Linked DNA regions of Homo sapiens: regions 2 and 3 are each linked to region 1. The links are chromatin contacts, found by Hi-C or POLR2A ChIA-PET in ENCODE. All regions are on one chromosome and are shown on one strand. Each heading gives the region's core, a stretch centred on a gene start or an enhancer-like site at or near the end of the contact. The rest is flanking DNA. Distances are from core to core; before and after follow the strand shown.

Region 1 (5,103 bases), core at 946-3,445:
CTAAAAATTTCAGCCTGATCTCAGCTGCGTTACAGGGCCTTGGAGAAAAGCCTCCTCATCCCCTTGCCCAGAATACCAGAAGGGACAGCAGCGTCCCTCTTCCAGCCCAGGGCAGCCACGTGCTGACACGATGCAGAGGCCAGAGCCCAGAGCCCTGGACCACACACGACCAGTTCTTCTAAGACAGCAGGCTGAGCAAGGCCTGGGGAGTTGAGGCATGCTGCAGCAAGGGGTGGGGGGGGGGGGGGCGTTGGAGGTGAGGGTCCTGAATGGGCAGGTGGCATGTGAAGTGGATTGAAATGGGAGCTTATATTAGCAGGTGGCTGCTGAGGGTCACATGTACTGGTCAAGTCATTGCAAGCTGGTCAGGCACTGGGGTGGGCAATGGGTGGGGCAGTCAAGACTGAGGCATGGTCAACCCATTTCTGCCTGCAGTTTTGTGTGGCTGGGACATCCCACTGGCATCTCCTAGCCCAGCTCCTTTCGGACAGCTCTGCAGTCAGACCTCAGACAAGCTGCCAGTGGGGGTTAGCGGGAGACCTGGCCACCTGAGAGGCTGCGCGACTTCCCTTTCTCTACCAGGGCCGTCGCTCCTGGAGCAAGAAGCCGGCATAAGTGGGACCTCGAGGTCCAAAGCGACCTCAACATCAAAGAATTCAGCACTGTTTTGAATAGCCTGAACCAGCTTCCAAATCAATGCAAAATCCACTCACCTAGGGGCCTCGTCTTAGCTTAGCCCTTGTCACCCCCAGCCCGGGACCCTGAGGCGACAGCAGCTCACCTTAGAGACACCAACATTCTTTTCTGGTCCCTAATGCGCTGTGGACAGGGAAACAACCCAGCCTCGCTGACCTCAGCCATCTTCCTGTGCCAAAAAAAAGGAAAGGAGCCAAAAGGAAGAGAGGCGGGAGAGACCACATTTTAAGGAGAAAGATATTTACAGATAGGCTCCCTCTCCTGCCTTCAACCCCTGAGCTATAAAGCCTTGAAACGTTGCAATTTGCAATCAAATGTCAGACACAAAACCTTCTGGCTGGAGATGCAGCCGTGCCAGCTTCCTGAATTCTCTCCTCAATGTCGGCTGCGTGGGGATTTAAACTCATTTAAACTGGTGGGCCTGGGACCGGCTGTATCCATCAAAAACCAGGAAGGGGAGCCGGCGCGGGGCGTGCACAGCTGTAGGAGGGCTCTCTGTGTGCGAATCCAGGCCCTGAGTTCGCACGCCCACCTGGGGCGGTGGTCCAGCCGCCAGGAACCCGCTTCCCAGCCGCTCCCCCTCACGCAGGAAGCCGGGACTCTGGGCGCAGCTCTCCCGGACCACGGCCACGTCCTGGCTCCAGCTACGGAGGCAGAAAGAAGCCACAGAAACCTAAAGGACAGGAGGGGAAACTGAGCTTTCCGCGTGGGTGCGGCTGCCCTTGACACCCGCTTGGGGGCTCCGGAGGGGGAGGCAGGGCGGCCCCGCGCTGAGGGTGGAAGCGTGAACATCCGAGCAGAGAGAGCGGGGAGGGGCCGTCCGGAGAGATGCCCCGCTGGCCCGACTGTGGCCCCCGGGAAAGACGCCGGTCCCGTGAGCACCGCCCCTTCTGTTGTCTCCAGACGCCCCGCTGGGATCACTGCGCGCCGCCGCAGCTTCCCCACTACCCGTTCCAGAGCCACACCCTGGGGTGCGGCCGACACAAGATACCGCAAGGCCGGAGCCCCTCTGCGACCCCTACTTCCGAAGGCCGGGCCCCGGGCGCCTGCAGCCTCTTCCGCACCCGGCTCGGCCGGCGGGTCTGGGGCTCCCGGCACAGGTGGAGGTGGTGGCAGGTAGGAGGCGCTGCGGGGACACTACTGTCCCTGCCCTCCAGACGGCGCCCCGGGACGGCTGTGCCCCCAGGGCCTAGAAAAGTGCCTGAAGCTCAAGGGCCGCTCTCTGAGGGAGAGGGGACCGATCTGAGTGAGATCAGGGAGCGGGCAGAGGGGCTTGGAGGGGACCAGCCCAGAGCACCCCCACAGGGTGTCCCTTGGGTCCTGCCCTAGACTGCGCTGGATGGATTCTGCACACCCCACATTCCAGCCTCCCAAGACCATTGATGCCCTGTGTTTGCAGGCATGGCGCGCCCCGCAGAGCGAGAAATGTAAGGAAGGGCACAGGGCCGAGACGCGTGGCCGCCCCTTAACTGCGCTTCCTCTCGACTCTCGGGGGCTTCGCGGCGTCTGTGCTCATTCAGGCTGGGAAGGCGCTGCCCCCGTGTGGCCGCTGCCCGTCTCCGCAAGGCTGTCGTGTGGGGCGCTCCTCTGCTGTGACCAGCGCGGTTTGTGTGATTCCGCTCCCCCGCTCACACCCACCTGTTTCAGCACTGTTTTAAATAGCCAGAACCAACTTCCTAATCAATGCACCTGGGGTGGATACGGCGCGGGGGTGGGGGTCACAGTAACACCACAAAGTAGCATTTTTCTGGTTCGGCTCCACCTGGAGAACTGTGGGTTCTGCGGACCCCCGAAAATTCCAACCAATTACCAAGTAGTTCAGAAGTTCCAGGAGTCTGGGCCACTGTGGCGGTCGCCATCTTCTCCTGCTGAGGGGCTGAGGTGCCCATTGCTGTCCCTCTCTTCCCGGTGCTCTCAGTGCTGAGCTCCAGCATGCCCCTGTGGAAGGCCCTGCCACAAAGCCTGGCTGCTCCACGCTCCCTGACTCGGCTGTCCTCAAATCCCCCTTCCCCTCTGACAGCCAGTGGTTTCTTTACATCAACTAGGTGCCCCCAAGGTTAGACTTTCCAAGGAAGACCCCGCTCCATTTACACGGTGGTTTCGTTTTACATTTTTAAGCAACAGTTCTCTCAGATATTATTAACAGAGAAAGCATCGTTTGGGTATAAAAGAAGAAGGCCGAGAATGAGGACATCTAGACCCCAGCTGTGGTGTTCTCCAACCAGCGCTGTGCTCCTGGGGGTCTCTCTGGTGGCTCTGTTTAACAGGGGGTCACCTGCTGAAATAGATGGCTGTGGTGTTCATGGCAGGGGATATGAGGATCTTTTAGTGCAGAAGAAAGTTTAGTGGAAAGGAGATGGTGGAGCAGTGAATGAGAGAGTGACCCTGTGGTATGTGGTCCCAGCCCCACTCAGTGCAAGAACTGAGCCTGGTAATACCTCAGGAGCAGCCGCTGTGGGGTGACCAGCTTGCGGGGCAAGGCATGGGCCCTGAGGAGAGGGCACAACAGGTGCAGACGATTGCTAACCCAGACCCGCAGAAGACGTAATGGGCTTCTTCCTAAACACACACGCAAACTCCTGGGGACTTTGATAAATGCCTGTGGCATTTGGAGTGGTGGAGGAGGACACCAATGTCCTGTCGTTATGAAGGACCCCAAAGCTGGGGGAATTAAGCCAAAATATGGACCCACAGATTGGCTGCTGCTGGCGATATTCACAGGAGGTCATGCAGATTCTGTCTGGGATCATTGGAGTCCCGATGCCATGTCTACCTACATCATGCACGTGTGACACCCTTGGAGTAGAACCAGTTTATTCACAGGGTAACCCTGGCAGTGGCATCTGTAGAGAATTCTGGAGCTTGCAGCTGGGAGGGACCCTCAGTACTCCCTGCTGGCTCTGGAGACCCCAGAGGACAGTGAGGGGGCAACAACTGAGAGGACCTCCTAGGCTGCTCTGAGCTCCTGGGCAGGTCTAGAGAGGTGGCTGGATGTTCCAGAGGGAGGAAAAGGCAAGTGGCTTTGCCCAAGCTGGCTGGCATTTCTGGTCACTCTGTGTCCCTAGAGAAATGCCTGAGAACACTCAAAGTCCTTAGGTCAGACCCAACATGTCTAAAAAGACGGAGTCTTCCTGGAGACTATGGGGAAACTATGGAGAGGAGGGTCACAGGGATTATGTCAGATGTGCCAGAATCTGGGATACAGGCACACAAGCTGGGTCGGTGATTCCTGAAGCCAGGTTACCCTGGCATTTCCAGTGACACGATCCAGTTCTAAGTCCCCTTTTGTGCTTCAGTTCCATAGAGTAGGGTTTCTGTTACCCATAACCAGAGGAGTCCTCTCACAATACAGGATTTGTTAAGTCTCCACACATAATTAGATATGGGCTAACAGGAAGTGGACATCTCAGGCAGTGGTAATCTGAAGGCTGCGGTGCCACTCAGAGAGGTGTGGTAGGTGCTGTGCAAGTTGTATTGGGAGTGTGAACTGAATTACTGTGGCAGTGTCTACTTCTGAATGCTGGGTGTGGCTGGCCCAGGAGACTCTGGACCCAGGAAAAGCCTGTTTTGCATTTTCTCATGCAGGTTCATCTCTCTTACAATCACGGACTACCTCTCACCCTGCACTTCAAGATACCAGCACTTAACACTTAATTCTGAAGTGTATTGGGTGCCTGAAAACAACCACATGCAATAATAAAACTCTCCCCAGTTCCAAATGGCTTGAACTAGCGACACACAAAGAGAGGGAAGAGGCCCCTGTGGATTGAAGATTATTAAATATGAAGTATGTTTGTCAGGAAAAAAACCTTTGTTTATATAAACAGTAGAAGCGCCGCCATGGTAACCCTGCTGGGTTTGCTCTGCAGCCCGTAAAGGCCTCAGAGCCAAATTACCACCTCCTTTTTCATTGCTAGCCTACATTTTTAAAAAAACATCTCCAGCCAAAATTCCATGATCTGCCTGCTTGGTTTCCAGGCTCAGAAAATATCATTTTAAAAGGACTTGGGAACCAGTTAGAACCGCTGCCGATGCTTCTAAATGAAAGCTCATTTCTCTCACACACACTCTCACACACAAAGACGCATTTTGTTTGCCAAACTACAGTATGCTTTTCCCTTTTTATGTAACCCAAGTTTCCTTGGGCCTCCCAAGCCTGCAGGGCCGATGAAATGACACTAACATGTGACCCACAGGAACCCAGATCCCATTGGCTCCAGGTGTTTCTCCCACTTGCTTGCAAGGGCCTTGCCTCCTAGGAGGTCTCTGAGTCCTCTGGGTCGTGTGCCTGGATGTGGCCCTGAACAAATCCACTGCCAGACGTAGGGCGGCTTGTCTCCGCAACAGGGCCCGATAGGACCTGCATCACCTCTGTGCTGTCCCTGGAAGTCAAAGCACTTGGTGGTG
Region 2 (5,103 bases), core at 1,204-3,703, 470 kb before region 1:
TATAGTACTAATAATAGTAATAATCATTGACATTTATTGGGGGCTAGCTATTGCCTGCCAGACTGCTCTAAGTGCTTTATTTGCATGAACTGAGTTAATCTGAACAGAAACTTCAGGGCTGGACACTATATTCCCTTTTTACAACAAAGTCACTTGCTTCTGCTTTTACTCGTGCCTTTGGCGACACAATGACTCTGCAAATTGTCCTGTGCCCAGAGGAAACATTTTTCTGAAAACTTCTGCGCTGGGGCAGATTTAGGGCAAAGTTAACACTTCAAAAATATCTCCAGTAATTGAGTAAATTGCTCATCTGTCAAATTGGCTCTTTGGCAAATTACTCTGCTTGCACATATTAATAGCCAAGCTTAGCCAACTTGAAATATGGAGATTTACTGGAAATCACAGTGAAGTGAAGAGAGAGGCAAGAGCAGAATTGAAATTCCCACCTGGCAGCAAAAGAGAGTTATGCAGAGCCTATCAGGTAAGGCAGAAGCACTTCCTGGACCGCTCAACTGAAGGGCACAGCCAGCAGTGAGGTGGGGTGGCCCAGAGGTTAGAAACCCCACAGAGAGAATCAGAGGGAAGCTGGAGGCAGAGGGAGTGCGCCATTCGGAATTCCAGGGGTTGAGGACCTCTAGGTCCCAGGTACAGTTGTAAGGCTGGGGGCAAAAAGTTGCTCCTGCCAGGCACTGTGGCTCACGCTTGTAATCCCAGCACTTCGGGAGGCCAAGGCAGGCAGATCACTTGAGGGAGTTTGAGACCAGCCTGGTCAACGTGGTGAAACCCTGTCTCTACTAAAAATACAAAAATTAGCTAGGCGTGGTGGCACATGTCTGTAATCCCAACTACTCAGGAGGCTGAGGCAGGAGAATCACTTGAACCTGAGAGGAGAAGGTTGCAGTGAGCCAATATTGTGCCACTGGATAATCTTGGCTGTGGGGTCAGAGTGAGACTCTGTCAAAAAAAAAAAAAAAAAAAAAAAAAGAAGAAGCAAAGCAGCTCCAGGCCAGCTTTCTTCCCTGCCAAGGCACAGTCAGCTTCCTAAACCTGCAAGGCTGCATCAGTCTAGAGTAGGCACTATTTTCAGCTCGCATCAAGGAGCCATAGAGGCAGCTGAATGATTCTCCAACAGATGGTCTCAGTAGAGTAGAAATGACAGTGTAGCACATTGACAATGAGGAAGTTAAGGTGTGCCACAGTTGTTAATGGAACCTAAGTAAAAACTCAGAGACAGAGGAGTTTAAGGGAGTCTTAGCTCCCCAGAGATTTCTAAGAAGCCCACCTAAAAAAATCTCTTGATTAGTAAATGAAACTATTATTATTGTTATTATTACTAATGGTAGATGAGAAGATATTTTTGTAGATAATGAAGTCAATATCAGAAAGATTTAGTAGTGGACAGATTCAGTAGGCTGCAAAATTATAAGGTCAGACTTCCAATTCTAAAATGACTTCCTTAGCCTAGTCCAGGTGGAGGGTGGTGCTGGTTAAGTTTAAACACAGTATTACCTTGTGAGAAGTGTTCCAAGTTTTTAATTGTCTACTTCCAGGTGTACTACACATCTAATAGAACTACCACACTCCTCTCTGCCTTATAAACCTTTGCCTACCAACAATACAAGCTCAGATTCCTTCCCTGAGTGTAGTGGGTACTTACAGAATGGTCGGTCCAGGTTCCTTTAGTAGAACCTGCTACCACGTGCATATCTACATACACCCTTTGTCCTTGTGTTACTGTGGAAGCTGCTTTGTCAACTCAGTCTGTTCCTCAGCCACAGATTTGTTTTCTTTCCTTGGGACCCCAGGACAAATGCCATGATGATACTGTTGCAGGAGCCAGCAGTCAGCTGCTTAAGGTTGTCTCTTCTGTCCACATCTTTGTGCCATTCTTTGGCTAGCAATGTAGGTGCCAGTCAGGGTCATCCTATGAAATATCACATTCCTTGCCTGTAAACTGTGGTAGTGGGGAGGCCTGGCCTACTCACTGCACAAGACCGTCTTTAGGACAAAATAGGCTACTATGGATGAAAGGGCCACATCAGGGGTGTCCAGTCTTTTGGCTTCTCTGGGCCACATTGGAAAAGAAGGATTGTCTTGAGTCACAAATAACATACACTCACACTGATGATAGCTGATGAGAAAAAAAAATCTCATAATGTTTTAGAAAGTTTACAAATTTGCGTTGGGCCACATTCAGAGCTGTCCTGGGCCATACACAGCCCGCGGGCTGCAGGTTAGACAAGCTTGGGCTACATGGTACCAGTGTTAGCGTGAGGATGAGGGTGTATTGCACTTCATAACCCCCAATATAAGGATTCTCCTTAAAGCAGTCTTTCTGCCCTGTTTGCCTGGTGGCACTCCGCTCTCACAGTGAGACTTGCCACTAGGAAGGGTGGAAATTCTTCCCAGCTCCTCTGAGTAGTGGGGCTCGAGGATGAGGGTCCATGCCATAGTGAGAGCCTCTAGGCCTCTGACGCAGACTGAGAAAATGGGCTGTGACGACACAAAGCCACTACGGGAAGTCTCAAGTCCTTGACCCAATGTGCACATTCCGAGCTTCCGGTGCAGCAATGAGCTGACACAAACCGTGGCGGCCTGAAGACCTGGACCTTCCATTTTGCCTTTCAGGACCCGTGTTCACACCAGCACTTAGTTTGGAGGAAGCACCTGGAGGAGATGCAGAGTCCAGATGTGCGCCCTCTGCCGGAAGCCTACTGCACCAGGACGTAGGCCTGGAGTGGCCCTTAACGCATTTGGAAATCAGTCTTCACTAAAAAAACTTCCTCCAAAATGTTCTTTAACAGCCCTTTAAAAGCCATTGTTTCAAAACAGTCCAAGGTGGTGAACAATTAATATTTTCGATTTACATGAAGACTCTGGAGTAGGAATTACCTGAGTTGGAAACTCAGTTCTACTCTATTGGTATCAGGTTGCATTCTGTATCATCATTAAAATTTTCAGAAAAACTCTCAACCTCGGTGCATTAGTTTTCTAGGACTGTCATAATGAAGTATATCACAGATTCTATGGCTTGAGCAATAGAAATTTATTTCCTTGCCATTCTGAGTCTAGAAATCTGAGATCAGGGTGTTAGCAGGATTGGTTTCTTCTGAGGCCTCTCTCCTTGGCTTGCAGAAGAAGCATAGTTGACCTCTCCCTGTGTGTTCACATGGTCAAACCACTGTGTACATCTGAATCCCAATCTCTTCTTGTAAGGGTGCCAGTCATATTGGATTGGAGCCCACTAATGAGATCATGACCACATCTTACCTTAATTACCTCTGAAGGCTCTATGTCTAAATACAGTCACATTCTGAGACATTGGGGGTTAGGACTTCAACATATGAATTTTTGGGTGACACAATTCAGCCCATAACAGTAACCCTTTTAAGACTGTCACTTATTTCTCTAGTGAAAAGGCAGAACTTTCGGAATCTTTTAGAATCTCCCCTGCAGCTGAGTAAACATCTTAGTGTCTTCATAACTAGAAACCACAGGTGGTTGTTTCATTTTGTTTTAAATTTTCTATCACTGAAGATAAGTAAGATCAGAACTCGAAAGTCTTGCTAACCCATCGATGTCATGAGAAAGGCCCAGGATCAGGGTCAGAAAACCTGGTTTTTCTTTGTAATAGTTAATTATGAGATTATTTATTCAGCTATTATTATTATTATTATTATATTATTGAGACGGAGTCTCGCTGTCTCCCAGGCTGGAGTGCAGTGGCGCGATCTCGGCTAACTGCAAGCTCCGCCCCCCGGGTTCACGCCATTCTCCTGCCTCAGCCTCCCGAGTAGCTGGGACCACAGGCGCCCACCACCACGCCCAGCTAATTTTTTTTTTTTTTTTTTGTATTTTTAGTAGAGACGGGGTTTCACCGTGTTGGCCAGGATGGTCGCAATCTCCTGACCTCGTGATCCACCCGCCCCGGCCTCCCAAAGTGCTGGGATTACAGGCCTGAGCCACCGTGCCCGGCCTCAGCTATTATTATTAACAATAATATTTTTATTAGCTGGATGTGATGAGGCAGTATTTAACTTGACCCGGCAACCCTGAATGCCTGATTCTATACTCATCCACCTATTACTACGATGGGTTTGCAGAGATATGCCAGACAAGCACATTCCTTATTACTGTAATGATTTTGCTCCCAACGACAGTTCAGTTCTCCCAGGACCTGGACTGGACCTCGAGGGGTCTAGCACAGGGGCCCATTGCACCTGGGCTCCAGGTGGATCTGCAGCCTACACTGCAGCAGCTGAGGAGTCTCTCCTGCCCCTTCATGCTGGACTCCCCCAGTCTCACCATTCTGACACTAAGGAAGCATCACTGAGGAAAGGAAAAGAAGAGCATGCTTTTCTTAATCCTTGCTGTAGAGCTTTTCTAAGCCACTCACTCCAGACCTTCCCAGTCTTCCTACCCAGCTTTAAACTTCCCTCCTGCTAACTGAGGCTTTGGGGGCCAACAATGAAAGGATGTTCCTAAGTCCTGGAGGCATCCATGGCTCCCTGCAAGTCTGTGGAAAATTTCCAGTGTATGGAGAAAAGCCCCTGCAATGTGGAGACAGCATTTTGGGATACTTCTGGTATACTATAAGCCTGGCTGTTGATCCCATATGTGGAAGGGAAGAAACAAATGAAAAGGCAGAAAATGTTGGTGGCCCACTTCCTGCCACTAGTGGGAGCTCTAGGTTCATGCCACTCCATCAACCCAAGGATGGGGTAGAATACCAGGTGAGGATGGAGCCTGGGACGAGGGGATGAGAGACTGAGGTCAAAACTCTCCCCTGCAATATTATCTTTCCAGAGTCCTGTTACTCCACACAACTAGTTTGGCAAGAGAGGCCTGGGGCCTTTCCCTGCCTCTTGAGCCCCAGTGTGAGTTTGAAAAACAGGGCTCTAGAGATGAAGATGGGGACCCAGGGGACAGAGGCTCAAGAAGCCAGGCAGCCTGCTTCCAGGTTGCAAGCAGCCTGGGACCTGGACAAAAGGCATTCATCCTAAAAGCCCCAGGTGTTGGACTGGGCATGGTGGCTAACACCTGTAATCCCAGCACATTGGGAGACCAAGGCAGGCGGGTCACTTGAGGTCAGGAGTTTGAGAC
Region 3 (5,103 bases), core at 5-2,504, 260 kb before region 1:
TTCACTCTTCAGTTACTTTTGATAGAATTTCCTGATATTGGTGAAATTTTATAAATGATGAAATTACATTAAGATAAATCTCACATTTGATTGTTGATTCCATCTGCTAACTTGGAGCGAAATGTTGGCAAACCATATTATTGGGGGACTATATTTTCTTTTACTTAAGTTAGACTTATTTTGGATTAAGGTTTCAGATACAAGTGCACTGTGAGACAGGTAAGAGCTTGAAATATTTACTGTTCATAATTACCCAGGAAGGGAGTAGAAAGGGAGGGCTTATGGTACCACAAAATAAAAGGAAATTTAAATAGTGTAAAAGAATGTTGTTGATACAAAGAAGTTAAACTAGGTAGATCTAGCTTAACAAAAGTATTTTAGGATTTGCCACATTTTACTTGCAGATGAAAACTAGCAATAACAGAGTCATGTCATTTATTCATAGTTAGGATGGTATACTAGAGAGTGGAGAGGATAGTCTTCCCCCATTTATGAAATTGTACACTTTTTAAATAGTGAGATGGCCCACATGAGAGAAGCACCATGGGGAACACATGTGGGATTATTGGGAGACTCATATATGGATGTGTTGGAAAAAGAAAAGGAGGAAGGGCCAGTACAGGGGGGGCAGGAAGACTTTATTCTCTAACGTTCTTATAGAAATGAATATAGGACTAACAGGACAGAGTAAAATTTTCTAGCTGAAGTCAGCAAACTTGAGCTAGTCCCTATTTTTTTTCCCATGACTTTGTTAGGATTTGTAACAGAAAGAGTGCTCTGTACCATGTAGGAGTTTTCAAATCCTGTTACTCCTTCAACCTGATCTACTATATGCATGCATTTCATTCAAAAAAACAGGAGTTTCTGATCCCTTATTAACAGAAGGAGAAACTGAGGCCATGTCACCTTCCCAAGAATAGCAAACAGAACCCAGACCAGACCCAGGCTCCACATTCTTTCCAGTTTACCTTGCTGCCTTCTGTTCAACAGAGAATCATAAAATCCAAGACACTTGTGTGACTTGCCTTCAATACTGGCCAAGGATTTTAAGAAGCTCTGAGAAGGTGTCTCTGGCCATCTCAAGACTCCTCATCTTGCTCAGTCTTTAGATGATGCCACCCCTTATGCAGAGATGTTTTTTGTTCTGCGATGGGGAGCTAAACACCCCTCTCGCCTGTTCTTCACATCCTCCTACAACCCGAGGCTTCCTAGTGCAGCTTCATGCTGTCCATGCCCCATGCATAAGAGTTTGGCCAAGAGACCAGGTTCACACATCACTTGCAGGTGCTTTGTGTGCTAATGCTCACAGCTTCTGGGAAGTTGACAGGGTCAGAGGGGTCAGGGATTTATAAACACTATCAGAATGCCAAGTCTTCCAGACCCATTGTGGTTTGTTATGCTTGTTGGAATTAGTCATCCTCTGAATCTACTGGGAATCTAATTTTTGTGTACCTTAACGTCACTACTGCTAGTTTCCTGTTCTGAAGAGAAAACAGAGGGTAGAGTCCCTGGTTTGCTGGAAGCAGCATTTTGTATGGGTCAAATGTGCATCAAACAACAGCCAAAAATGCCTTGCTGAAGGCTGTGTGGATTTCATGTGGTGACTGCTTGGCCTAGGTCAGCTGGGAAAGCACAGCATGGTTTATGGACACACCCCCAACCTCATCAGCCTATGGAAGAAATGTGGGCAAGATCTCTCTGAAACTCTTTCTCAGGAGACTGGCTAAAAGAATCAGGCTTTCAGATCTTCCAAGCTAGTACTGCTTCTGAAATATATGACTTGCAGTGTTTTAGTTGGGCACAGGAATTTGTATTTTTCTATCTCACTTGATTGTCACAATATCCCTATAAAACAGTAAAGGGTCCATTAAGATACCTGTATAATACTTGAGAGACCTTATAGAATTAAGAAAAACTTGTTCAAAAGCAAGACATGAATTGGCAAAGACTTTCATTTCAGCAAAAGTTTTGGGTAAATCAAAAGAAATAATATCAAAGATATACGGCTGATCCTTGAACAACATTTTGAACTGAATGGGTCCAATTATACACAGGTATTTTTCAACCAAATGCAGATCAAAAATACAGTATTCGCAGGATGCAAAATCCACATATATGGAGGGCTGACTTCTAGTATATGCAGGTTCTGCAGGGCTGTCTGCAGGACTTGAGTGCATGGATTTGGTATACTCAGGGATCATGAACCAATCCTCTGCCTATACCAAGGAATGACTGTATTCGCATTCAGTTCTTGGGATCAAATACACGTAGGGTAAAGCTATGAGAAGATGAAAAAATAGAATGGAAAATAAATATAATGTGTTAAGATATAGTAAAGAAACTCCAATTAGAATAATAATGCCTACGATTTGTGTCTTTTATCTGCAAGCACTTTATCCTTTTTTATTTATCCTCATATAACCATTGTTACTCTATTTTCTAATGGGAAGGAACTATGCGGTCATTTGAATCATTGTTATATATGGAATGTGTCGTTTTTCTCTGTTTTCACAGTTTCTTCTTTTTTAGTTCTTAGCAGTTTGATTATTTGTGTGGGCATGGTTTTCCTTCAGGGTACCCTATTTTGACTTTGCAGAGCTTCTTGAATCTATAAACTTGTCTGTCACCATATTTGGGGAGTTTGCAGCTACTTGAGTTGGGGGGGGAAATTCTGGACCTCATGGTAGTGTGGGTCATTTCTCTAGGTTTAAATTTTCCTCCCCAGTCCACCAGTTTTGTTTACCTTCCAGTCTACTTGGTTGCTTTTTCTGTTGTAATCAGCAGGTGATATAGGCAGTAGCAAGCATACTCTATCTTGGCTGCTGCTACTTCAATTTTACAGATAAGGACACTGAGGTTCAAAAAGTTTAGGTAACCTGCCGAGGTCAGATAGCTAGTAATCTGCCAAATTAGTATTCTGATTCTGGATTCTAAATTTGGTCCAACTCCTGTACTTTGTACTGTATCATGTTGCTCTTCCAAGATTTCCTGGCTTCATCAGTTTAAATAGTTGATAGATTGTAACAAAGTTTGCAGGTCACTTCCTTAGTATAATAGAGTATACAATGTCAATTTAAGTACTGTTAGAATAAAATGATGTTAACTACTGCATATGAGTCCCTGGATACTCCAAGGAGAGTCTTGTTCTTACATTAATTGAAATACTTCAAATGTGTCATCATTTAGAAATAAGAAATAAGACCACGTGAAGGAAGTTCAACTATTCATTTAAAAAAAAATAGATGCTCAATTTAATCAAATGCAATTTTGCCTTTTGTTAAGATGGTGATATTTTTCCTTTACCTACTAGTACACTGAATGTCATAAAAAACATTTTTAAATATTGGATCATTCTAGTATTTCTGTATACATTTGGTTATGATATATTCTTTTAATGTATATCTGAATTCTGTATTTTTAATATTATTCAGAAATTTAGCACCCCTATTTATAACTGTAATTGGGCTGCCATTGTCCTTTTTATTACTACCTTTCTTTACAGTACTTTTGATTCTTTTTTATTTAAATTAGTACTTCTTCTAGAATTTATTATGATATAAGGTACAAGGTCAACATCCAGTGTTTCTTTCCCCGATTGATTAGCCAGTTCTTCCCACACCACTGTGTAATAATCTTTTACCAACAACTTGAACAGTTAAACTCTTTGCTAGGCTTGGGTTCATTACTGGATTTTCTATTCTGTTCTGTTTTTCTGTCTGTTTCTATAGTTGGATCACATTGTTTTAATTAGTTTTAACATCTGGAGGACCAATCTATCCTCATTTCTAATCTTGGGTGAAAATCTCCTTGGTCTTTACTGGATTTTTCCAACCACATACATTTTAAATAATTTTTTATGTTCCCAGATATCCCTGGGATTTTCACTCGAACTGTGTGAAAAATACAGATTAACTCAGCAGCAATGGCGCTGCATTTTCTCTATACTTATTTTCTTATTTAGGGATATACCATGTCTCGTTTACGTCCCTCAGTACGATTTTGTTTTTTTCTTCAAATTAGTCTAATTGTCAACATTTTTTTCCCAGGCATTTTAAGTTGCCTCCATTGTGAAAGAAATGCTTTGCTGTTGTATTCTCCAAACTGTCATTCTTCACTCTTGACTGGTGAACCTATAGTTTGTGATCCATGGGCTTCTACTGAACTCCATAAAATGATTTACAAAAACGTGCATGTCAGTGGGTTTTCTGTAGAAAAGACCATGCATGCAGCCCCCATCCCCATCCCCTGCCAAAAAAAGAGCTTCAGAAACATTAGTTTTGGGGAAAACAATAGGTTTCTAACAGGTTTTTTGTTGATTTCTTTTATTTTTATTATTTTTATTTTTTTAAGAGGGAGTCTTGCTCTGTCACCCAGGTTGGAGTGCAGTGGTGCGAACTCAGCTCACTGCAACCTCCATCTCCCAAGTTCAAGCGATTCTCCTGCCTCAGCCTCCCTAGTAGCTGGGATTACAGGTGCACACCGCCATGCCAGGCTAATTTTTGCATTTTAGTAGAGACGGGGTTTCACCATGTTGGTCAGGCTGGTCTCTAACTCCTGACCTCAAATAATCCACCCACCTCGGCCTTCCAAAGTGCTGGGATTACAGGTGTGAGCCACCACATCTGCCTTCTTATCCCACCACTTTAATGAAACATTTTATTAGTTCTAATAGTTTTCCAGTTAATTTTTAAGTGGTTTTCCAATAAGGTGATTGTAGTATCTGTGATTAATTCTGTCTTCTTTTCTAATATTTATAGCTAGTATATCTTCCTGTGTATCTTCTTACATTCTAAAATTTTCAGACTTTAATTCCCAATTGGGTTTTACAATTATGCATTTTATTGGATGCTAACTTCATACATTTTATCTACTTTGTTAAGGAAGGATTCTTCAAATGCGAGATTATTAAAACTTTTTATCTGAAATAGTTGTTATATTAAATACCCTTTTGCCATATCAAAATAGTTATATCTTTCTTCTATTTCCTTTGACCTGTCTGTAAAAATTTTAAATCAAAAGCTCTCCTAATGGGCCTGGCACAATGGCTCACACCTGTAATCTCAGCACTTTGGGAAGCTGAGGTGAGAGGATCGCTTGAGCCCA

The links. Hi-C counts contacts between places; a loop is a spot of excess contacts on that map. ChIA-PET counts read pairs that join two places held with the same protein, here RNA polymerase II (POLR2A). Pooled maps may share reads with other maps.
Region 2: a map of chondrocyte shows a loop between it and region 1 (2.6-fold over the local background). The contact joins the promoter of LINC01890 here to the enhancer-like site in region 1. A Hi-C loop is called at or near these places in 1 of 168 maps with a recorded cell type or tissue (chondrocyte) and 5 of 50 pooled maps. POLR2A ChIA-PET finds 5 or more read pairs at or near these places in 1 of 52 experiments (activated CD4-positive, alpha-beta T cell).
Region 3: a loop to region 1 is called in a map of HL-60/S4, with 2.0 times the contacts of the local background. The contact joins two enhancer-like sites. A Hi-C loop is called at or near these places in 4 of 168 maps with a recorded cell type or tissue (GM12878, HL-60/S4, body of pancreas and 1 more) and 6 of 50 pooled maps. POLR2A ChIA-PET finds 5 or more read pairs at or near these places in 1 of 52 experiments (Panc1).

What each region holds. Positions count from the first base shown.
Region 1 is chr2:69,305,321-69,310,423 of GRCh38, forward strand. No RefSeq gene overlaps it. Among named protein-coding and RNA genes, the nearest start is that of GFPT1, 79 kb to the right of the region's middle. RefSeq lists enhancers at 793-1,532, 2,018-2,067 and a silencer at 1,638-1,787. Within about 2 kb of position 2,196, at least 28 of the 41 ENCODE cell types and tissues checked have a DNase peak (open chromatin) inside an H3K27ac peak, as active enhancers do; they include Panc1, where a contact is called at or near this core.
Region 2 is chr2:68,834,754-68,839,856 of GRCh38, forward strand. LINC01890 (long intergenic non-protein coding RNA 1890) reads right to left here and starts at 2,454. Exons shown (of 4, transcript NR_183884.1): 1 at 1,658-2,454. It overlaps LINC01888 (long intergenic non-protein coding RNA 1888), which reads left to right. Exons shown (of 2, transcript NR_183895.1): 2 at 2,629-2,973.
Region 3 is chr2:69,044,982-69,050,084 of GRCh38, forward strand. All of the region lies in intron 3 of ANTXR1 (ANTXR cell adhesion molecule 1), which reads left to right. Among named protein-coding and RNA genes, the nearest start is that of ANTXR1, 34 kb to the left of the region's middle. Within about 2 kb of position 1,255, at least 3 of the 41 ENCODE cell types and tissues checked have a DNase peak (open chromatin) inside an H3K27ac peak, as active enhancers do; they include Panc1, where a contact is called at or near this core.